Linked DNA regions of Homo sapiens: region 1 is linked to region 2. A link is a loop called in an ENCODE intact Hi-C map of the cell type or tissue named here. Cell type or tissue: CD4-positive, alpha-beta T cell. All regions are shown on one strand. Each heading gives the region's core, and the rest is flanking DNA. Links, peaks and the distances in the headings are about the cores only.

What was found. Peaks named below come from ENCODE experiments on the same cell type or tissue, not always from the same donor. Only the 100,000 strongest peaks of a DNase experiment are listed, where the experiment ranks them.
Region 1: it touches region 2 in a loop (5-fold over the local background); 10 of 110 quality-filtered maps call a loop at or near these places.

The regions. Positions count from the first base shown.
Region 1 is chr3:44,855,869-44,867,819 of GRCh38, forward strand. It overlaps TMEM42 (transmembrane protein 42), which reads left to right and starts at 6,044. Exons shown (of 3, transcript NM_144638.3): 1 at 6,044-6,248; 2 at 8,329-8,475; 3 at 9,172-9,796. The coding sequence starts at 6,057. The coding sequence ends at 9,312. MIR564 (microRNA 564) reads left to right here and starts at 6,020; the gene lies at 6,020-6,113. It also overlaps a transcript of KIF15 not described here. RefSeq lists an enhancer at 5,504-6,093 and silencers at 6,124-6,173, 6,504-6,553. In CD4-positive, alpha-beta T cell, for the core only: no CTCF peak of the experiment used is centred there; a DNase peak (open chromatin) is centred at 5,993; H3K4me3 peaks cover 1,784 bases; H3K27ac peaks cover 1,017 bases.
Region 2 is chr3:44,503,153-44,515,103 of GRCh38, forward strand. ZNF852 (zinc finger protein 852) reads right to left here and starts at 7,465. Exons shown (of 4, transcript NM_001423469.1): 1 at 7,401-7,465. RefSeq lists enhancers at 6,848-7,624, 7,625-8,401, 7,860-7,919 and silencers at 7,230-7,389, 7,400-7,459, 7,590-7,639. In CD4-positive, alpha-beta T cell, for the core only: no CTCF peak of the experiment used is centred there; DNase peaks (open chromatin) are centred at 7,079, 7,489 and 7,949; H3K4me3 peaks cover 2,079 bases; H3K27ac peaks cover 1,172 bases.

The DNA.
Region 1 (11,951 bases), core at 4,036-9,035, 350 kb after region 2:
AATTGATTGGTTGGTTGGTGAGTTTTTGGGCTCTATTTTTGAGAGTTCTTTTTTTTTAAGTTGAGGCTGAGCTTGGTGAGGTGTGTTTTTAAAAGACCATTAGTCCGTTCTACCTTTCCTGAAGATTGAGGATGGTAAGGGGTATGAAGGTTTCACTGAATACCAAGAGCCTGAGAAACTGCTTGGGTGATTTGACTAATAAAGGCCGGTCCGTTATCGGACTGTATAGAGGTGGGAAGCCCAAACCCAGGAATTATGGCGGACAAAAGGGAAGAAATGACTGTGATGGCCTTCTCAGACCCTGTGGGAAAGGTGTCTACCCATCCAGTGAAAGTGTCTACCCAGACCAAGAGGTATTTTAGTTTCCTGACTCGGGGCATGTGAGTAAAGTCAATTTGCCAGTCCTGGGCAGGGGCAAATCCCCAAACTTGATGTGTAGGGAAGGGAGGGGGCCTGAACAATCCCTGCGGAGTAGCAGAATAGCAGATGGAACACTGAGAAGTGATTTCTTTGAGGACAGATTTCCACGATGGAAAGGAAATGAGAGGTTCTAAGAGGCGGGTTAGCGGCTTGTAACCTACATGGAAGAGGTTATGAAATGACGATAGAATAGAATGGGCCTGTGAGGCTGGAAGGAGATATTTTTCTTGGTCCAAGAACCATTTGCCTTGTGTGGGGAGAGACTGACAGGTGGAAGTTTCAGTGGGAAAGTAGGTGGGAGTGACTGATGAGACGGAGAAAAACTGGCCATGAGGGACAGAAGTTGGAAGGCTAGGTGCTTCTTTAGCTACCTTATCAGCATAAGCATTGCCCTGAGCGATAGGATCTGATGCCTTTTGGTGGCCCTTGCAGTGTATGACTCCAGCTTCCTTTGGAAGTAAAGCGGCCTTGAGAAGAGTTTTTATTAAGGAGGCCTTAATGATGGAGGACCCTTGCGTAGTGAGGAAACCTCTTTCTGCCCATATAACAGCATGGTGGTGCAGGATATGGAAGGCATAGAGTCAGTATAAATACTGACACGTAGTCCTTTTGCAAGAGTGAGGGCCTGAGTTAAGGCAGTGAGTTCGGCTTGCTGAGAGGTAGTGGAGGAGGGCAGAGCGGTAGCCTCAATGATAGATGTGGAAGATACTACAGCATAGCCTGTTTTGCTGGTGAGTGGCAATTAGGCCTGGTGGAACTGCCATCAGTAAACCAAGTGTGATCAGGATGAGGAACAGGAAAGAAGGAAATATAGGGAAATGGAGTGAATGTCAGGTGGATCAGAGAGATACAGTCATGGGGGTCTAGTTTGGTATCCAGAATAATGTGGGAGGCCGGACTGAAGTCCGGGCCAGAAAAATGGTAACTGTGGGAGACTCAACAAAGAGTGAGGATAGCTGAAGGAGTCGGGAAGCAGAAAGTATATGCATCAAGTGGGAGGAAGAAAATAGATTTTGGAAATTATGAGAACTGTAGAAAGTGAGTTGAGCATAGTTTGTGATTTTTAGGGCCTCTAAAAGTATTAGGGCAGCAGCAGCCGCTGCACGGAGACATAATGGCCAGCCTAAAACAGTAAGGTCAAGTTGTTTGGACAAAAAGGCTATGGGGCGCGGTCCTGGTCCTTGTGTAAGAATTCCGACTGCACAGCCCTGCACTTTGGCTGTGTGTAATGAAAAGGGTTGGGATGAGTCACAGAGAGCTAGTGCAGGAGCAGTCTCTAAAGCTGTCTTCAAGGAACGGAAAGAGGAGTGGGGAAAAGATTTAGGATCTATAGGGTCGGCTAGATTTCCTTTTGTGAGTTTATTTAACGGTTTTGTTAGGATGGCAAAACCAGGTATCCAAAGTCGAAAGTATCCAACCATGTCCAGGAAGGAAAGGAGTTGTTGTTTTGTAGAAGGGGTTGGGGTTTGAGAGATCAGTCAGACATGATCGGCAGAGAGAGCACGTATGTTTTTATGAAGAATTATGCCGAGGTAGGTAACGGATGGAGAAGAAATTGAGCTTTGGAGGGGGATACCCAATATCCCTTGGAGAATAAATGTTGAAGGAGCAGGAGGGTGTCCTGTTGAGAAGATTCAAAGGAGGGGCTACAAAGTAGAAGGTCATCAATATATTGAATAAGGTGAGAAGCAGAAGGGTGGAAAGAAAGTAAATCAAGAGAAAGAGCTTGGCTGAAGTAATGAGTGCTGTCCCTGAAGCCTTGCGGCAGTACAGCCCAGGTAAGCTGCTGGGACTGATGGGTGTCAGGGTCAGTCCAGGTAAAAGCAGAGGCTGGGACGAGGGGTGTAGGGGAATAGTGAAAAAAGCATCTTTAAGATCAAGAATGGAATAGTGAGTTGTGGAGGAAGGTATTGAGGACTAAAGAGTGTACAGGTTGGGCACTACAGGGTGGATAGGCAAAATAATTTGGTTGATAAGGCGCAGATCCTGAACTAACCTGTAAGACTTGTCCGGTTTTTGAATAGGTAAAATGGGAGAATTGTAAGGAGAGTTTATAGGTTTTAGAAGCCCATGCTGTAGCAGGCGAGTGATAACAGGCTTTAATCCCCTTAAAGCCTGTTGTGGGATGGGATACTGGCATTGAGCAGGGTAAGGGTGATTAGGTTTTAATGGGATAGTAATGCGCGTGTGATGGGTTGCCAGGGAGGGAGTGGAGGTGTCCCATACTTGTGGGTTAAGGTGGGGGGGATACGAGAGGAAGACACAAAGGAGGCTTTCGGTTGGGAAGAAGGGTGGCAATGAGATGTGGCTGTAGTCCAGGAATAATCAGGGAAGCAGATAATTTGGTTAAATATTTCAGCCTAATAAGGGAACTGGGCAAGTGGGGATAACTAAAAAGGAGTGCATTAAAGAACGTTGTCCAAGTTGGCACCAGAGTTGGGGAGTTTTAAGAGGTTTAGAAGCCTAGCCGTCAATACCCACAACAGTTATGGAGGCAAGGGAAACAGGCCCTTGAAAAGAAGATAATGTGGAGTTGGTAGCCTCTGTATTGATTAAGAAGGGGATGGACTTATCCTCCACTGTAAAAGTTACCCGAAGCTCGGTGTCCGTGACGGTCCAGGGGGCCTCCAAGGCGATCGGGCAGCATCAGTCTTCAGCTGCTAAGCTGAGAAGATATGGGAAGGAGTCAGTCAGAGAGCCCCGGGCCAGAGTTCCAGGGGCTCTGGGAGTGGCTGCAGGGCAAGCTGGACAGTCTGATTTCCAGTGGGGTCCCGCACAGTTGGGACACGGCTTAGGAGGAATCCCAGGGCTGTGGGCATTTCTTGGCCCAGTGGCCAGATTTATGGCACTTTAAGCAAGCTCCTGTGGGAGGCGGTCCTGGAGGAAAGCCTGGCCACTGCGGTTCAGACGTTTTGAAGTTCTTGTGTGCTGGAGATGTGGCTGGGGTTTCTCTCACAGTGGAGGCAACTAATTGCAACTCAGAAAAACATTGCTACTTGGCTGCCTTTACTCTATTATTGTACACCTTGAAGGCGAGGTTAATTAGGTCCTGTTGTGGGTTTTGAGGGCTGGAATCTAATTTTTGGAGCTGGCGGCTTGGGTGCGGTGGCTCATGTCCGTAATCCCAGCACTTTGGGAGGCCAAGGTGGGTGGATCACTTGGGCCCAGGGGTTCAAGACCAGCCTGGGCCACATGTCAAAATCCTGTCTATACAAAAAATACAAAAATTAGCCAGGCATGATGCACCCATAGTCCCTGCTACTCAGGAAGCTGAAGTGGGAGAATCACTTGAGCCCAGCAGGTTGAGGCTGCAGTGAGCTATGATCCACCACTGTACTCCAGCCTGGCAGACAGAGCAGGACCCTGTCTCAAAAAATACATATATATATAATCTGGGCTTGATGGTACCTGCCTGTAGTCTTAGTTACTCAGGAGGCTGAGCTGAGAGGATGGCTTCAGCCTGGGAGCTCAAGGCTGAAGTGAGCCATGATTACACCATTGCACTCTAGCCTGGGTGACAGAGAGACTCTGTCTCCCTCTAAAAACAAACAAAATTCAGTCTAGCTCTAGACCTAATGAGAATCTTCATCTTAGCAAGATCCCTAGGTGATGTGTGTACACAGGAGTTTCTTAGAGGCAGAAATCACTTCCCAGCAGTGTCTGAGGATGGCATCACTTCAGCCATCATCACCAGGGCTGGGGACCTGGAGATTAACAACGATGTAGTCCCTGCCCTCAAGGAGCTTGCAGGCTAGCAGAGAAACAGACAACCAGAGGAACAACCACAGGACTGGTACAAAGGTAGGGGAGTAGCAGAGACGGCTTTACAGAGGAGGTGGCTCTGAGATGCTTAACCTTTAGTGCTAGTAGAGGCATCGTTTGTTCTAAGAAAATTTGCTTTACATTCTTTAAAGCATGCAGAGTTGATCAATGCAACACCTCTTGATTTCCTGATAAGAGCTTTCAGAGGGTATCATCTTTGAGCAGCTCCTTACTCAATGGAGTGGTGCAGTGAGACCTCTGAGCCTCAATTTCCTCATCTGCAAAATGGGACAGTTTGTACCATATTGGCGTTACTGAAATTATCCGTGTTTTTTTTTGAGACAGAGCCTTACTCTGTCACCCAGGCTGGAGGGCAGTGGTGCAATTTCGGCTCACTGCAACCTCTGCCTCCTGGGTTCAAACAATTCTCTGCCTCAGCTTCCCAAGTAGCTGGGAATACAGGTGCCCGCCACCACACCCAGCTAATTTTTTTTGTATTTTTAGTAGAGATGGAGTTTCACCATCTTGACCAATCTGGTCTTGAACTCCTGACCTCGTAATCCACCCACCTTTGGCCTCCCAAAGTGCTGGGATTACAGGCGTGAGCCACCGTGCCTGGCCTTATCCGTGCTTTTATTTGAGCCACAAAACCACCCTGTGAGAGAAGCAGCATGGTGTGGAAGGACTTCCATAAAAACTTGCTAAACAGAAGATACAAAAAGAATGCTGCTAAACAGTATGTTCAACTGTGAAATCATTTTTGTTTAAAAAATGCATATACATATTCTATAATTTTTTTAACATTTTAACTATATATAACTAAATAGACATATAGAAAAATGCTCTATTAACACTGATTTTCCTGGAGAGTGGAAATAGCACTTTATACATTTCAACACTTTATTTTCAAGGACGTGTACTTTTTAAATGGGAACATTTTATTTTTATTTTTATTTTTTGAGACGGAGTTCACTCTTGTTGGCCAGGCTGGAGTGCAATGGCATGATCTCAGCTCACCACAACCTTCACCTCCCAGGTTCAAGCGCTTCTCCTGCCTCGGCCTCCCGAGTAGCTGGGATTACAGGCATGCACCACCACGCCCGGCTAATTTTGTATTTTTAGTAGAGACGGGGTTTCTCTATGTTGGTCAGGCTGGTCTCGAACTCCCGACCTCAGGTGATCCACCCGCCTCGGCCTCCCAAAGTGCTGGGATTACAGGCATGAGCCACCACGCCCAGCCGGAAACATTCTAAACATACGTAAGTATAACAGGAGATTAGAAGTCATGTTGATTCTGCGTGGCTTGATTATGGATCATTGTCTTCCTCTCATCGCAGATCCTCATTTTTTCGGTTTTCTGTGATGCGCTTGTCCCCATATGGGGCTCTGGCGTCTTTCTGGGTCTGGAGGTCCCCAGCGCCCTCTGCCGAGGCATCTCTTGGTCCGGCGGTCCTCAGGCTGGAGGGTGGAGCGGAGAAGCCTGGTCGACGTGGATGGACTCGGTGGGCCGGCGCGGGGCCCGTTAGGCATCTTTAATAAGTTTCACCGGGAGCCGGGTGGCCGGGATGGAGACGGCTAAGCCGCGAGAAGTTTACCTTCTACCACAGCGTCCACAGTACCCGGCTTGGCCTCAGGCCTCGGGTCCCGACGTCCTCCCCAGAGCACAAACCTACTACAGGTTAGGCCGGAGGCCGCCACAGCCCAGGGTCTCTGCCACCTGGCCCGCCCCCTCCGAGGCGCCGGAGAGCGATTCCCAAGGGGCCTGCCGGAGCGTGGCGTCACAGGAGCGTCGCGTCACGTGAGGCTGCCATCCAATCGCGGCGCGCGCTCTGCCCTGCGGGCAGCGGGTGCCAGGCACGGTGTCAGCAGGCAACATGGCCGAGAGGCCGGGGCCTCCGGGCGGCGCCGTGTCCGCGACCGCGTACCCTGACACCCCCGCGGAATTCCCTCCGCACCTCCAGGCGGGTGCGATGCGGCGCCGCTTTTGGGGCGTATTCAACTGTCTGTGCGCCGGCGCGTTCGGGGCCCTGGCCGCCGCCTCCGCCAAGCTGGCCTTCGGCAGCGAGGTCGAGCCCGGGGCGCTGTTGGTGCTGCTGCTGCGGGCGGGCGGGCGGGGCGCCGCTGGGCGGAGGAGGGGCGCTGCGGGGCCCGCGGGGCTCTTGGGGTGGGGCGGGGGTGGGCGCAGGGCGCCGCCGCACCCTCGCCGGTCTGTCCCGCCGGGGCCCCGGGCCGCGGGCGGCGCTGCGGTCAGCTGGGGTGGCAGAGAGTGTTTCGCCTCTAATCACGCCAAACCCTCGTCCAGTGTAGGTGGTAAGAGACGTCGGGGACTGAGGCCTCTTCCCTTACCAGGGACCTAAAACCTTTTCTCCGGTTGGGCTAGTTCGCTCTCGGGGAAGAACTACACCTCCTACATCCACCCTCTACCTCTCATTTTAAGTCCCTTGTGCCTGAGCATTTCTCTCCACGTGACTCTTAAGGTGAGAAGCCTCTTGCCCATCCCTTTACTCCGTAATTAACGGGTGTTGTGACCAGATGACCAGTCTGCCCCACTACCAGGAAAATTGGGAGTTTGGGATACTGTAGGCATAAGAGGATACTGACAGAGACGTTCTGGATGTTTTCCTGACGCTGAGAACTCCTAAACTTGCATCCTGGCGTCTGCTAAGGTGTATCTCTGCCTCTCCCTCCCACGTCGTAGACCAGCCTCTGCTTGCTATAGGGGTTTCATTGCGTCTGCAGCCCAAGGTTAGCCTCTGACCTGGACAGTGGTCACTGATTATTTAGGGTTAAGCCTATTTAGGGCTAATCCAGTAGTAGCTGCCATGCTTCAGGTTAGTATCCCATTGGGTGTAGTTCATGGGGTAAGTGGTCGAAAGTAAAATGAATAACTTTGTATGGGCCGTGAAGTTTGTTGTCAGGAACTAGACCTTCATAACCCTTTAAGCAGGTTGCCACTGGCCCATATGCTGCTTTGTGTAAGACAAGGTTGTCCAACTCGCGGCCCAACGCAAATTTGCAAATTTAAAACATGAATTTTTTTGCGATTTATTATTTTTTTTTTAGCTCATCATATATCATTAGTGTTAGTGTATTATATGTGTGACCCAAGACAGTTCTTCCAGTGTGGCCCAGGGAAGCCAAAAAATTGAACACCCTGGTGTAAGTTATAAGCAAGCACCTTTTTCTCAAGACACTATGTGTTCAGCTGCTGAGAAACCATTACAAGTAATAAGTATATTTAGATTCCGCACCCCCCCCCCCCGCCGCCTTGTCTCCAGGCAGGTTTCTAACTCACCACCAAGCAAGGGGGACTGCATATCCTTTGTGTAGGAGGCTTCTAAAGATCTTCTCTTCTCTTGAGACTTTCTCCTTTAAAAAAAAAGAAAGAAAATACCTGCAAGTTCTCCAAGGGATGTCTGGGATCACTAAATAGTCTGAGGTGGTGTTTCCCTCAGGCAAGGCTGTGCCCTAGTTAAGAGCATGGAGGTACACTGCCTGCTTGTGAAGCCTGGTGGCTCTCACCGCTGTAGCACTTTAGGAAGGTTACTTAATGCCCCTGGCTCTTTATCTGTAAAATGAAGTTAAGGAATAAATGAGAATGCTTAAACACAGCCCAGGACCTAACACAGAGTAAAAGCTCAAGAATACCCAGAGGGGGTCAGCCTTAGTGGGCTGTAACTTGTATAGGATTTGGGGGTGGGAATACAGAGCAGACATTGCTAATTCATGCTTTGCCTGATCTCAAGAAATAAGAACTCTACCCTAGGCTTACTACCTACGGAGTAAGAACTACTTGGCCCTCTGGGACTGATCTTCAAGCACTGGTCATTGTGGGACCAATAAGGGGCCGGTGTTCAGTAGAAAATACTGGCTTTGGATTAGCATTTTGCTTCTTCCCAAGATCATATGGCCAGCAAGGTGGCCAAATGAGTATCTTCTCTGAATTTGCTTTATTTGTAAGATGGGTCTGCTGCCCACTGAGGGTTAAGTGAAGCCCTGTGCAGGAAAGCTCTGAGGCCCTCTGAGCTGTAGTGGGAGCTCAGTAGGAGCCTGGGTGCCAGCAACCACAGTCCTGGGTGTGCTTTGAGGGGGTCTGCAGGTTGCTGCCCAGGGTGGACGTGGCTGCAGTGACACTTTCTCCTGCAGGTGAGCATGGGTTTATGCGTCTTAGGCATTATTGTGATGGCGAGCACCAATTCTCTGATGTGGACCTTCTTTAGCCGGGGCCTCAGTTTCTCCATGTCTTCAGCCATTGCATCTGTCACAGTGACTTTTTCAAATATCCTCAGCTCGGTGAGTAGCCTGAGGGTGTGGTGCTCTTGTCCTAAATCTGGGTTCTGGGTGAGTTGTCTTTGGATAACCCCTCCTTTCCCAGACAGGAGAAAGGACAGGAACTGAAGCAGAGGTTGGGCTGTGGCTTGACCCCTGGATGAGTGCTCTATTCATGGAGCAAATGTAATTCTAATCATGGAAGAATTCTTAAGTTAGATATGAGTGAAGCCTGACAGTAAAAAGCCTACTTGCTTGCTGTTCCTCCAGGGTGGAGCCCTCATTCTGAAGTCACTGTGCATCCTAGCTGTTTCCTAGGGTTCTGTGTACTCAAGGCTCCATGGCATTTAGAGGGTTGGGATTCCCAGAAACTTTTCTGCCCTGTGTAGTCTGAGGTTGACAAGATGGAGCTGAGCGTAGTCAATCTTGAGTTGAGGGAGAAACAAATACCATGTACCTGCTGTGTCTACCTGCTGGCATCTGCTGGGTCTTTCTTGTGTACTTTGCTGAGGTCCAGTGCAGTGAGGGAGGTAGCCTCTCCACTCATGCAGGGGAGATTGAATAGAGTGACTTGATGAAGGTGACAGCTAGGTTTCAAGCCCAAGGCTTCTGGCTCCAGACCTTTCCTCCTGGCACCCTTAGAAGGAAGTCAGTCCCAGGAGAGTGAGGTTGTGCCCACCTGCTGAAGTTGAGTCCCTCACAGCTATCTTTGTCTCGCAGGCCTTCCTGGGCTATGTGCTGTATGGAGAGTGCCAGGAGGTCTTGTGGTGGGGAGGAGTGTTCCTTATTCTCTGCGGACTCACCCTAATCCACAGGAAGCTCCCACCCACCTGGAAGCCCCTTCCACACAAGCAGCAGTAGCACCACTTGGCTAGACGGACCAGCTGGAAAGATCATGATGGTGGCCCAGCCTTGGGATGTCATGTGGGACTGTATCCTAGGGCGATCCAGTTGTGCAGCCTTCTGACCATCAGCCAAGGGAAGCAGGCCTCTGATGGAGCAGGCTCTGGCTCTGTAAGGAGAGGTGCAGCTGCAGCAGTGTTCTACCGGAAGTGTTTTGATCATCTGTACAGTGCTTTGGATTCTTCCTCCCAGGCCTACCCCAGTGAGCCTTCGCAGATGCTGGAGATCCTGGGGTTGGTCTGCTTTGTGTATGGTACTTGAAACCACGCTGTAATTATTGTCCTGTTGCCAAACAAAAGCCAGTCATGTAACTCTAGAAGCAGTGACTGGTGGGGCTTTCTGACAGTTCCATGCTGATGTATCAGGCCATCTGTGTCATGCTTATGTATTATGGCAAGAAGAGGAAAACTGGATTAATAAATACGTTTTTTGTAAGTTAAAACTACCAGGTACGGTATCTTAATTCTTTCCTTCCCTTTGGAGTAAGAGGGAGCCAGAGTGAGCTGAAATCCCAATGTGGAGGAGGCAGGAGAGTGAGGCAGGTACAGAAGCCTTGTGGCTTCGGTTGCTCTGACACCTGCTAGAGCTTGATCTTGTGGTTACTTCCTGAGGTCACACAGGCTAAGGCTCTTTGAACTGCACAGGGTCTGTTCATTCTCCTGGTGCTCTCAAGGAGAAAAGTTTGACCTCCCTTTGGAGACCTTGTTTTACTTGGGAAAGAAAGTGGTTCAGAGGTCCCTCCATTCCCTGCCACTCTGTTCCTCTAGCGTTTACCTTTAGGGCTCTTCTGTCATTTGCTTTTCTTTCTCAGATTCCCCTTTGGTTTTTTTTTGTTTTTTGTTTTTTTGTTTTTTTGGGTTTTTTTTTTTTGAGACAGTCTCGCTCTGTCACCCAGGCTGGAGTGCAGTGGCGCAATCTCAGCTCACGGCAAGCTCTGCCTCCCGGGTTCGCGCCATTCTCCTGCCTCAGCTTCCCGAGTAGCTGGGACTACAGGCACCCGCCACCATGCCCAGCTAATTTTTTTTATTTTTAGTAGAGATGGGGTTTCACCATGTTATCCAGGATAGTCTCGATCTCCTGACCTCGTGATCTGCCCGCCTCAGCCTCCCAAAGTGCTGGGATTACAGGCGTGAGCCACTGCACCTGGCCCCCTTGTTCTTTTTGTATCTTAGACCATGTGAATGTAATTCCTAGTTCAAAGTGGGCTGTGTGCTGCCTGCACACTTTCCCAGCACAGAGCCTGAAGCCCGGCACTTACCTGCCTCACTTCTCCCCTGGGGTGTCCGAGGGCCCTCTCAGCTCTCCTGAGTCTGATCTCTGGCCCCAAGTCTTCTTCATACATTTCCTGCAGTTGAGAGGGACCTGGTAGCCAGGAGGCTAGGAGAGCGAAGGGTCTTGTCCAGACCCTCCTCCTCGCCCATGTAGCACCTTCATTGCTCTCCTCCCTTACTGTGGTCAGCACAATTGACAGAATGAGCTTACTAAAACCATTCCACGGCTCCTTCTGATGGGGATCTGGCCCTAGCCCACCACTCCAACAAGAGTTCTCTTCCGCAATGACTCCTTAGTACCCATCTCCCTCATGCTAGCCCCACCATGCTGAGTCCCCCCAGACATCTGCAGGTCAGCCATTCTCAAATCCACCATGTCCAGTCCTGCCAACATGTTTTGTACTTGCTCTTACCCTTGCCTTGGGTTCCCTTTACCTTCACCTCTCGCTGGCAAACTCCTGCTCTTCAAAACCCTTGAGCTCCCATGGGGGCCAGGACAAAGCTGTAATTCACAGAATGTTAATCATTTAGCTCCACTTTGACACATTGCCTCCCAGCCAACCCGTGAGGGAGTTACTCTTGTTCCTGTATTAGAGGTGAGGAAACTAAGGCTTGGGGAAGTGGAATAATTTGCCTGACATCACACAGCTGAGGAGTGCCAGAACCACAATGTCAGCCCGATCTGACTGGGCTCAGCTCAGTCCCTACCTCTGTCCTGCTTCCCACACCAACACCTGAAAACTCAGAGAGGCCCTGCAGTAAGGGGCCTGTTCCATACTGTGACTCAGCATGCCCAAACCTCAGAACCCTTTGGTCACCAGCCACCTACCTTTTCTTAGGGGCTCTAGTGTTGATCTCCCTGATCTAGTCTGACCCCACCATTCTACCAGTGAAGAAGCTGAAGGATATTCAAGGCTTTCCAGGGTGTGTTCACCATATGGGTCAGACACCCAGCCAAGGCCAGACCTGAAGGCTGCTGATAGCTGGTGGTCGGCCTCCCTGGGCAGTTAGTGAAAAGGGCAGAAAGAAGTCCATCTTGGAGCAAGCATTGTCCTGAGAGGACCTGGCCTCCCATCCAGACACTTGCTTAATGCATAGAGATGGTTGGTGTTGACGTGGAACCCTATCACTCAATTCAACAAATATGCCTGTATTTGTACAAGATGTACAAGATGTATTTGTAGAAGACGTATATTTGTACAAGATGTAAGATTTTTTCTAAGAGGAAGATCAGTCATTCTTCAAAAAGCAGGAAGATACAACTCTATAGTCATCTAAAAAGTTGAGGAAACGTTCACTGTATTTATTTTCCTCATTTCAGAGGTT
Region 2 (11,951 bases), core at 4,681-9,680:
CCTCCACACACACTGACTCTTAACCTCTTCCATAAGGCATTATCCCAAGAGTGGTGTGAATTTTCCCTGGAGGGTACAGTACAAGGTCCCGGATCAAGCTGAGAACTGGGTGTTCCTCCAAGCCCTCACTCTCTTCAACCTTTTTCAAGGAAGCTATTCTGGCCACTCTCTCTCCCATGGCTTCCCTAGCACCAGCCAGCCCTGATTTTCCCCACACAGTTGTGGTTCCTCATGTCTGCTCCTGCCCTCTCATTATGGACACTCCTTGCAACTCAGGCCCCAGTGCTTCCTTGTTTTTTCCGTCAGCAATCTGACCAACTCTCATTGCTTTAATACTGCTCTCACAGTTCTTACTTCTCTCCTAGACCCCTACCACATGCCTCCTGTTGCCTATGGGACATTGCACTTGGGTGTCCTGCAACACCTCAAGTTCAGTGTCTAAAATGCATGTTCTTACTACCTTCCTCTCTGGATTTCCCAAGTTATGTCAATGAATTCACACACTGGCCAAAACATTTTAATTCCTCTCTTTTCTTCAAACACAAGTCCCATGGATACTCCCAAAACTTATCTACAGGTTCAACACAATCCCTATCAGATTCCCAGGGGGCATCTTTTTAGAAGTCGAAAGTTGATCCTAAAATTTATGTGGAAACTCAAGAGAACCATACAGTCACAATTCTTCTTGAAAAAGAGGAATAAAGTTGAAGGACTCAAACTTCTCAATTTCAAAACTTCCTACAGAACAACAGTCTTCAATTTATTGTATTCCTGTCATAAGAATAGACATACAGTTCAATGGATTAGAATTAAGAGTCCAGAAATAAACTATATATCTTTAGTCATTATTTTACAATGGTGCCAAGATCATTCAAAGTGGAAAGAATGATCTTTTCAATGAATGGTGCTGAGACAACTGGATATGCACCTGCAAAATAATGAAGATGGTGCTCTACCTCACTCCATCTATAAAAATAACTTCTAAAAAATCAAAGACCTACATATAAGAACTAAAACTTGCTGGGTGCAGTGGCTCATGCCTGTAATCCCAGCACTCTGGAAGGCCGAGGTGGGTGAATCACCTGTGGTCAGGAATTTGAGACCAGCCTGGCCAACATGGCAAAGCCCCGTCTCTATTAAAAATAGAAAAAATTAGCTGGGCATGGTGGTGGGCTCTTGTAATCCCAGCTACTTGGGAGGCTGAAGCAGGAAAATTGCTTGAATGTGGGAGGCAGAGATTGCAGTGAGCCGAGATCGCGCCATTGAACTCCAGCCTGGGTAAGAAAGCGAGACTCTAAGTCCAAAAAAAAAAAAAAAAAAAAAAAAAAAAAGAACTAAAACTCTAAAACTCTTACAAGAAACCTGTGTAGAAGTCTTTGTGACTTATACCTTTATGACAACGGATTTGTAAACACCAAAATCATATTAAAACAAGGAAAAAATAATAAAAAATAAATAAATTGGACTTTACCAAAAGGAAAACCTCTTGTGCATAAAAGAAAAGAAGAAGAAAGTGAAAAGCCATCCACAGACTGGAAGAAAACACTGGCAAATCATGTATCTGATAAAGACTTGTATCTGGAATATATAAATAATATATTTATATTCTTTAATATATATATATTCTTTATATAGAGAGAATATATATTTATATTCTTTATATATTACAACTCAATAATAAAAAGAAAAAAATAACAAATTTTAAAATAGGGCCAGGGCACAGTGGTTCACGCCTATAATCCCAGCACTTTGGGAGGCTGAGGCAGGCAGATCACCTGAGGTCAGGAGTTTGAGACCAGCCAGGCCAACATGGCGAAACCTCGTCTCTACTAAAAATACAAAAATTAGCTGGGCATGGTGGCAGGCACCTGTAATCCCAGCTACTCAGGAGGCTGAGGCAGTAGAATTATTTGAACCCAGGAGGCAGAGGTTGCAGGGAGCTGAGATTGCGCCACTACACTCCAGCCTGAGTGACAGAATGAGACTCCATCTCAAAAATAAAAATGAAAATGGCCAAAGGGTCTGAATTGACATTTCTCCAAAGAAAATATTAAAATGTCTAATAAGTACACAGGATAGTCATCAGGGAATGCAGATTAACCGAACAATAAGATAGTACTTCACACCCAGTAAGGTGGCTAGAACAAAAATCCGATAATAACAAGCAATCATGGGAGGCCAAGGTGAGTGGATTGCTTGAGTCCAGGAGTTCAAGGCCAGCCTGGGCAACATGGCAAAATCCTCTCTCTACAAAAAATACAAAAAATTAACTGGGCCTGGTGGCATGCACCTGTGGTCCCAGCTACCCAGGAGGCTGATGTGGGAAGATGGCCTGGGCCTGGAAGGTCGAGGCTACAGTAAGCCAAGATCACACCACTGCATTCCAGCCTGGGGGACAGAGCAAGACTCTGTCTCAAAAAAATAAATAAAAAATCAGTGAGAATGTGGAGATATTGAAACTTTATCCACTGCTGGTGGAAATGTAAATTGATGCATACACTTATGAAAACAGTCTGACAGTTCCTCACGAAGTTAAACATACATTTACTAATTGACCTAGCAATTCTACTCCTATATATATATACACCCAAGATAAAAGAAAATAGATGTCCATACAAAAACTCATACACAAATGTTCATAGCAGCATTACACATAATAGTAAAAAGGAAGAAACAATCCAAGTATTCATCCAGCTTTTCATATTTATTGGCATAAAGCTATTTACAGTATTGGTATTCTCTTAAAATTAAATAACTATATCTTCTTTTTGTGCACACTCTTAACAATCCAGGAATAGAGACATCCTTAAACTGACATGCAGAATAGACGAAAGAAATCTCCAACAGACGTGACACTAAATGGTAAAGACATAAAAACCTTTGCAATTAAAAATAGGAACAAACATTGTAATCCTAGACAATGTAATTAGACCAGAAAAAAAAATGCAGAAAATAGACAAGAAAGATGCAAAGCAAATATACGCATGAATGATATGAAACATCACCTAAAAAATTAAACAGAATGAACCAAAAAAACAGAACGTCATAAGACATTCAGGAGATTGAATATATAATCAATATATACTCAATAACTTTCCAACACAATAGCAACCAATCAGAAAATGAATTAAAACAATAGCAACAAAAATATAAAGTACTCAGAAATAAAGCCAATAAAAAATGTACAAGACCTTAGTGGATAAATAGAAAACTCTGCCTAAAGACATAACAGATATAAATACATTTTGTATGGGAAAACACTCCTTCAAGATGTCAGTTTTTTCTAAATTAACATGCAAAGTCAACAAAATCCCAGCCAACTACAATGTAATTTTTCATAGAGCTTGATAAGCATACTCTAAAATTCAAATGAATGAGAAAAATAATAGTTAAGAAAACTTTTTAGATGTGGAAAGTTTTGTTCTACCAGACAATAAGGCTTAATATAAAGCTGTAGTACTTGAAACAGCATATATTACTGAAGAAATATAAATATGCAAACTGTAGATAAAAGGAAAAGTACAGAATCCTGACACAGGCTTATACACATATGTAAGTTTTGTTTTTTTGTTTCTATGGAGACGGAGTCTTGCCGTGTTGCCCAGTCTGGAGTGCAGTGGTGCAATCTCTGCTCACTGCAACCTCCGTCTCCTGGATTCAAGTGATTCTCCAGCCTCAGCCTTCCAAGTAGCTGGGATTACAGGCATGCACCACCATGCCCAGCCAATTTTATAAGTTTGATGCATGACAGAGATAGTGTCACCACAGTGTTACCTAAAAAAAAAAAATGAGGTTCATTCACCTGGCGAGTAACAAACGACTGTTTGTGAGAATGCAAGTTTAGATCAATAGGAGTTTTATTACTTGGTGTAAGTAAGGAGGACACTGGGAGTATTTTCCAAAGCAGCATCTCTCCAAGGGAAAGTAATAGGAGAATTTTATGGAGCAATGGAGAGGCGAGAGGCTACATCATCCCATGTATAGGAGGGGTCCCAGTGGTACAGACGCAGTGAGTCATTATGCCAGCACATAAGTCATGTGTTATGGTAATGAAGCTATAGCTACTCCCCGGGTGGAGACTTTAGCATGGTAATGAGAAAAGTTCACTCAGGTTCATCTATAAGTTGCTGGGGTCTGTCAGGAGCTGGGGTTTTTTTTTGTTTTTGTTTTTGTTTTTTTGAGAGAGAGTCTCACTCTGTCGCCCAGGCTGGAGTGCAGTGGCGCAATCTCGGCTCACTGCAAGCTCTGCCTCCCAGGTTCACACTATTCTCCTGCCTCAGCCTCCTGAGTAGCTGAGACTACAGGCGCCTGCCACCACGCCCGGCTAATTTTTTTGTATTTTTAGTAGAGACAGGGTTTCACCGTGTTAGCAAGGATGGTCTCAATCTCCTGACCTTGTGATCCACCCGCCTCAGCCTCCCAAAGTGCTGGGATTACAGGTGTGAGCCACCACGCCCGGCCTGGGGCTGGTTTTAACTAACTAGGTGACTGCAATCCACACAGGGTTTAGGAAGAAACAGGCTGCAGGGCAGAAGGCTGTAAAACTGGCTGACTGCTCAAGTTGATTAAATTCCTATGATCCCTGGAGGCCCTCTCTGTCTACTTATAGCAGCAAGACCTTCTTTTAAAAAGAGCCCCAGAACCTGTAAAATTAACCTGTGCCAGCAGCTGTGCTTGCTTAGAGAGAAAAAGGCTAAATATCAGTAACCACAAAGGAGAACTTAGCTCAGCAGTGCTACCCAGGCCTGAATCCTTGCTTCATTACCATATTAAAATCTCCACCTAGAAGGGAGAAATACACTTGCTAGGCACATATAGTGCTGGGTACAAAAGAAACAATGAGACTGGCCAGGCGCGGTGGCTCACGTCTGTAATCCCAGCACTTTGGGAGGCCAAGGCGGGTGGATCACCTGAGGTCAGGAGTTCAAGACCCTCCTGACCAACATGGAGAAACCCCGTCTCTATTAAAAATACTAAATTAGCCAGGCATGTGGTACATGCCTGTAATCCCAGCTATTTGGGGGGCTGAGACAGGAGAACTGCTTGAACCTGGGAGGCGGAGGTTGCGGTGAGCCAAGATCAAGCCATTGCACTCCAGCCTGGGCAACAAGAGCAAAACTCCATCGCAAAAGAAAAAAAAAGAAAGAAAGAAAGAAAAAAGAATGAGACTGAGCACACTCCAGTTCTTCCCATAGGGCCCCACCTCTTTCCAGGATCTCTGCCCCACTACATGCCCTAAGAGACCTTAAAAATCCCTCTTCACCACACCCAGAGGAGGGTACTTTGAGCATGAGCTTTTCCTTCTCCATTCCTTCATCAACAAATAAAGTTTCTGCACTGCTTAACGAAACTTGGTCTCATTTTATTGGCATGAACACCACCAGGCAGGTAAAGGACCCACTGAAGTCAAACGACTTCCCTTGAGAGTTGGTAACAGTAGCATTACAAGTCAGTGGGAAAAATTAAACTAGTCAATGAATTGTGTTGGGACAATTGGCTAGGCAAATAAAAATAGTAAGTAAAATCACACAAAAAATAAAGAAACTTAAAAAACAAAGCTAAAAGGCTGGGTGCGGTGGCTCACGCCTGTAATCCCAGCTCTTTGGGAGGCCAAGGTGGGTGGATCACAAGGTCAGGAGTTCAAGACCAACCTAACCAAGATGGTGAAATCCCATCTCTACTTTAAAAAAAAAAAAAGCCAGATGTGGTGGCAGGCGCCTGTAATCTCAGATACTCGGGAGGCTGAGGCAGAGAATTGCTTGAACCCAGGAGGCAGAGGCTGCAGTGATCCAAGATTGTGCCACTGCACTCCAGCCTGGGTGACACAGAGTGAGACTCTGTCTCAAAAAAAAAAAAGAAAAAAACCATAAAGACTCTAAGAACCCTGGTGTAACCAAGAATTTCTTAAGACAACAAAATGAAAAGAGTGAATATATTTGAATACATCAATATGAAAAAAATCTCTGTCCAAAAGAAAAGCAAAAGAAAAAAACACCAAACACAAACCACTAATAGATGTGGAAATGTAATAGCCAACAGGAAGGATAGTTTGAAAGTCCACAGTAAAACTAAAAAGACATATTCCTTACGCTACAGGAATTTAACTTGTAAGAATCTGCCCTGAAAAACACTTGCACGGGTATTCAGACATTTACACAGGTATTTACTAAAATATTCTCTGTAATAACATAATACTGGATTTAACCTACTTGTCCATCAATATGGCTAAATAAAAGTAGCATTTTTATAGGATGAAATACCATACAGCACCTAAAAGGAACATACTAGATCCTTATGCATCACCATGACTGTTCCACTATTCACCAGGTGGCCAGGCTGTGCTGCCAAGATTAAAAGGCCATCCAAGGAAGGGATAGCACATGATTTGAGGTCGCTGAGGACAGATACCAACCACATCAGGCCCCAAGAGGTACAGCGTATACTTACAGCAAAAGGAGAAACAGGGAACAAGATCCAGCCTCCTGCAATGCAAAGAGCCCCCACACCCAGCAGATCCACTCCACAGCTATAGGGCTGGTGTGATGCACACACCCCACTTAGTAAGGAAGAAAGATCTCAATCCACCCTCCCCACTCCTATGGGGTGTGAAATACAGAAGGCTGAGAGAATGAATGAAGGCCACTGACTTAAGAGATTAAACACAACAAAGGAGTACACATGAAGCCTGAAACACTGAAAGACACAAGGCATTAAATGCAGCAGCACAGGCTGTGAGGGCTCTAACTCTGCAAGGAAATGTTCCAGGCTCAAGGTCACTCTTACATTCTTAACTTGGCAATGGGCTATTTAAAAAAAAAAAAAAGACATTAAAAACTGTCAATTCTTCTTGTCTCCCAGTTTAGATATTCCTTCTTTCATTAATTTAACAAACACCTTCTAGGAGCACCTACTATTTCCCATACACTAAGGTAACAGCAGTTAATAAAGCAAACAGAAAGCACTGCCCTGGCAAGGGGCTTATGGGAAGATAACCAATAAACAAATACATGCTATGTTAGACGGCGACAGGTGCCAGGAAGTGAAATAAGACAAGAAAAAGGGAGAAGTCTATGCCAGATGTTTTCAATGTCAGGAGACCTGGAGACTAAGATTTCCGGACGGTGGCTACTTTCACTTTTCTTCCACTTATCTAATTGTCTCTAATAAGTACGCTTTATTCGCATAATTGGGTGAAAAGATAAAGCCAGAAGAAACCGGGAATTTTCCAGATTCTCTGCCCCAGACGCCCGGGGGGCGAAGAGGTATGCCCTCGGCGCGGCCGGGCGGGATCCACGGCCAGACCCCCGCCCCGGGTGCAGCCTCCAGGCCCGGCCTCACCTGCCACTCTCGCACGCACAGCCGCCCCCGCTCCGCACCCCGCGCCCCGCCGGGCCGCTCACCGACTCCGCCGCCGAGAGACAATCATCCAAACGCCGCCACCGCAGCCGACCGCCCCGCGCCTACCTCCCAGCTTCCCCAGTTGCGCACGCGCGTCGCCTCCCCGGGCCCTCTGCGGCCTCTCTAGGAAACTGGGAGGGCCAACATCTCTGCTTCTCCCTGGGCCCAGGGCCGCTGGCGGCGGGCGGCGGGCGGCGGGCGGCGGGCGGCGGGCGGCGGGCGGCGGGGCTTGTCCAGCATCCTTCGCCTCCTTCCGCGGACACTTGTCTTCCACGCTCTGATGCCCAGGCGCGCTCCAGAACTCTATCGGCTTTGGCGTATTATCCTACATCCCTCCCATCGGTTCTGCACGGCTGCCCTGGAGGCCTCTTTTCCTTCAGGGAAGAAAGGGATCCAAAGCTAGCGGTGAAAATAGAGCCAGCGGCCTGGCGCGGTGGCTCACGCCTGTAATCCCAGAACTTTGGGAAGCCGAGGTGGGCGGATCACGAGGTCAGGAGATCGGTGGCTAACACGGTGAAACCCCGTGTCTACTAAAAATAAAAAAAAAGTAGCTGGGTGTGGTGGCGCGGCGCCTGTAATCGCAGCTACTTCGGCGGCTGAGGCAGGAGAATCGTTTGAACCTGGGAGGCGGAGGTTGCAGTGAGCCGAGATCGTGCCACTGCACTCCAGCCTGGGAGACAGAGCCAGACTCCGTCTCAAAAAACAAACAAACAAAAAAATAGGGCCAGCACATCCCCAAACATAAAACCCTTGAATGGAGAAATTCCCAAACAAGGCAATAAGCCCAGCACTGGCCGTGAGAGTTTATTATCCCCTTTTAAGTAAATGCTACAAGCCCTAGGCGCACTTTTGCAACTGTTCAAGGGTCATCAGGCTGCACATGACTGACCAAGACACTCAGTTGCCCACTTTGGATGGAGCTACAGCTTTGTGGGAAAAACAGATAATAGAAATTACACAAATACATCAATGTCAAGTGGTTACGAACACTGTTGAAATGTAACAGAGTTATTTAATTGACAGCGACTGATGATAATGCTTGTATTTTTTCTGGTACTTTTCTGTATACTTCCGGTAGCTCATAACACACTGGCTGCCATGCATTGATTTGAGTTGCCCAAGGAAATAGAGTCAGTAACTGGAATAGCCACTGAATCCAAATCTTTTGGTCTTTTCACTACTGTGCTTCATAAAAGCTCTCCCGTCCCACGTCCCTGTAGAGGGAGAGTTGGGGATAGCATGGCTCCTAGCTGAGATCCCAGAAGCTAGGGGTAGAAGGTTGTGGGCAGGATAGTGAGGAGGGCAAGATTCCAAGGAAAACTAAAATCCCTGCCCAGGAACGGTTACCACCTGGGAAAGCAGGAATGACCCAACGCATCAAGGCCCAGAGTGTACTCAAAGAACAACAGGTTAGGATGAGGGTCAAAACTCAGACCAGAAAGAGCATTAGCTGAGCTTGGTGGTGCACGCCTGTAGTCCTAGCTACTGTGGAGGCAGAGGCGGAAGGATCGCTTGGGCCGGGGAGGTCGAGGCTGCAGTGAGCTATGATTGGGGCAGTGTACTCCAGCTTGGGCGACAGAGCGAGACCCAAGGAAGGAAGGGAGGAAGGGAGGGAGGGAAGTGAGAAAGAGAGAAAAGGAATGAAAGAGAGAAGGAAGAAAGAGAGAGAACGAGAAAGAGCAGGCTGCTTCTTGGGCTACAACCTGGAGAGGCTGTGTAACATTATGAGTTGGAGAAGCAGGTACAAAATAGTAAAAACTTCTATAAAGTAGACTAACAGCATGTGGCAGAACAGTGGGTTTTTAAAGGTGGGAACAAGAGAACCAAACAATAGCAAAAATAGATTGATTAACATCAGGTTACTTTTCTTTTAAGGATTAAAGCAGAGGGGGCCTTCCTTATGCTGACTGGGGTTAACTGGGCCCTTTCTGAATGGTTGCTATGAATCTCCTGTTTGCAGGAAAAACTGGTCTGTTAGGGGATTCACATACTTCTATAAAATTTCAGTTTGATTATGTGGCATTTAGCATTAGGAATTCCTTCATTTATTTATTTATTTATTTTGAGACGGAGCCTCCCTCTGTCACCCAGGCTGGAGGGCAGTGGTGTGATCTCGGCTCACTGCAACCTCCGCCTCCCCTCCTGGGTTCAAGTGATTCTCCTGCCTCAGCCACCCAGTAATTGGGACCACAGACACAGGCCACCATCCCCAGCTAATTTTTGCATTTTTAGTAGAGCCAGGATTTGTCATGTCTGCCAGGCTGATCTCGAACTCCTGACCTCAGGTGATCTGCCCACCTCGGCCTCCCACAAGTGCTAGGATTACAGGTGTGAGCCACAGCGCCCAGCCTTATTTATAATTATTTATTTATTTATTTATTTTGAGATGGAGTCTCACTCTGTCACCCAGGCTGTAGTGCAGTGGCGCGATCTTGGCTCACTGCAGCCTCCGCCTCCCGGGTTCAAGCGATTCTCCTGCCTCAGCCTCCTGAGTAGCAGGGATTACAGGCATGTGCCACCATGCCTGGCTAATTTTTGTATTTTTAGTAGAGATGGGGTTTCACCATCTTGACCAGGCTTGTGTTGAACTCCTGACCTCAGGTGATCCGCCTGCCTCTGCCTCCCGAAGTGCTGGGATTACAAGATGAGCCACTGTGCCCGGCTTATTTATTTATTTTTGAGACAAAGTCTGGCTCTATCGCCCAGGCAGGAGTGCAGTGAGTGGTAGGATCTCAGCTCACTGCAACCTCCACCTGCTGGGCTCAGGCCATCATCCCACCTCAGCCTCCTGAGTAGCTGGGACTACAGGCGCACACCACCACACCCGGATAAGTTTTTTTTTTTTTTTTTTGGTAGAGATGGGGTTTTGCCATGTTGCCCAGGCTGGTCTTGAACTCTTGACCTCAGGTGATCCACCTGCCTAGGACTCCCAAAGTGCTGGGATTACAGGAGTGAGCCATGGCGCCCAGCCACTGGTTGTTAATCTTTTAAATATCATCCCTGAGAAGAAAAGAGACCTAGGTAACAGAACTGAAACAGTTCTGTCTGTGAACTGGAAGGAAGTCGTTGAGGAGGTCAATTTCTTTCCCTTCCTGCAGCCCCTCCTCATAGGTAGAAGGAGACAAGGTGGAAAAACAGCTCCTTTAGCCCCTCCCCCAATCACCCAATTAACCCTTTAGTTGCTGGACCATATGAACGATTCAGGATTGGCCTTGCTGTCAGAAAGATGAGGTGGATTGACAAGGTGGGGACAGCTGGTGTCAGAGGGCCATGGGGTTAAGGGCCTCTTTTATTCTCAACAAGCCTATGTCATTGTTCTCTGAGTGGGTTGGAGATGAATGGGTTGCTTGCTAAAAGGAGAGCTGGATGTGTCCTGTGCTTATGATCTCCCACATGGCCTGGCTCTGGTTACCTTAATGTCAAGACCAGCAGAAAATAGTTTGTCTTGTATGGCCTGGCCGCTAGGATGTTAGTGGAGGAAGTGGGTGCAGAGAAGCAGGGAGATACAGAAACCATAGTTGTTCTGTTGGGGTGTTAGAGTGTAACAAGTTGGATGCAGACTTATAAAAGGCAAGATGAAAGCACTAGGGGAGTTGTTAGTAGGAAGATGTGTACCATTGAGTATCCAGTTGACACTTTATGTATAGTCATCAATCAGCGGACGGTGGCAGAGAACAGTTAAATACAGAGTCAGAATGCCTCAACTGTTCCTTCCAAATCAGGAGACAGACTGCAGACAATAGACAGAAATCAAATGGCTGGGTAGTCACAGGGGTGAGGCATCTCCCTGCTGAACACCATGACTGGTGTAAACGAGGGACTCCTGTGAAGTGTGCGCATAGTATCTGCTGCCATCATGTGAAGGATATGGGTCAGTGATGAGGTCTGGGGCAACCCATCTGAGGTTTGTCTGGGATCTGGAGGAAATGTTACAATTCATCAGGCCTTCCAGCCTTGGCCATGACCAACATGCAGGTTTCGTGACTGGCAAACATGGGTGTAATTCCTGACATGAGGAGTAGTGAGTGCATAAAGACTGACATTAGGATCCTCCCAAGAAGGAAGGTTGTAAATTCAGGTGGAATGGTGGTCTGGATGGAGTACCGGGGCTAACGTGACCTTTATAACCCATGGAGGAATGACATTGTGTTTTTCAAATACAGTTGACCCTTGAACAACATGGATTTGAATGGCCTGGGTCAACTTATACATGAATTTTCTTCTGCCTCTGCCACCTCTGAGACAGCAAGACCAGCCCCTACTCTTTATCTTCCTCCTCAACCTACTCAATGTGAAGACAGTGAGGATGAAGGCTTATATGATGATCCACTTCCCCTTAATAAATAGTAAATATATTTTCTCTTCCTTATGACTTTTTTTTTTTTAAGACAGGATCTTGCTCTGTCACCCAGGCTAGAGTGCAGTGGCGCAATCATAGTTCACTTCAGCCTCACCTTCCCTAGCTCAAGCAATCCTTCCATCTCAGCCTTTGGAGTAGCCAGGGCCGCAAGTGTACACCACCACACATGCCTAATTTGCAAAATTTTTGTAGG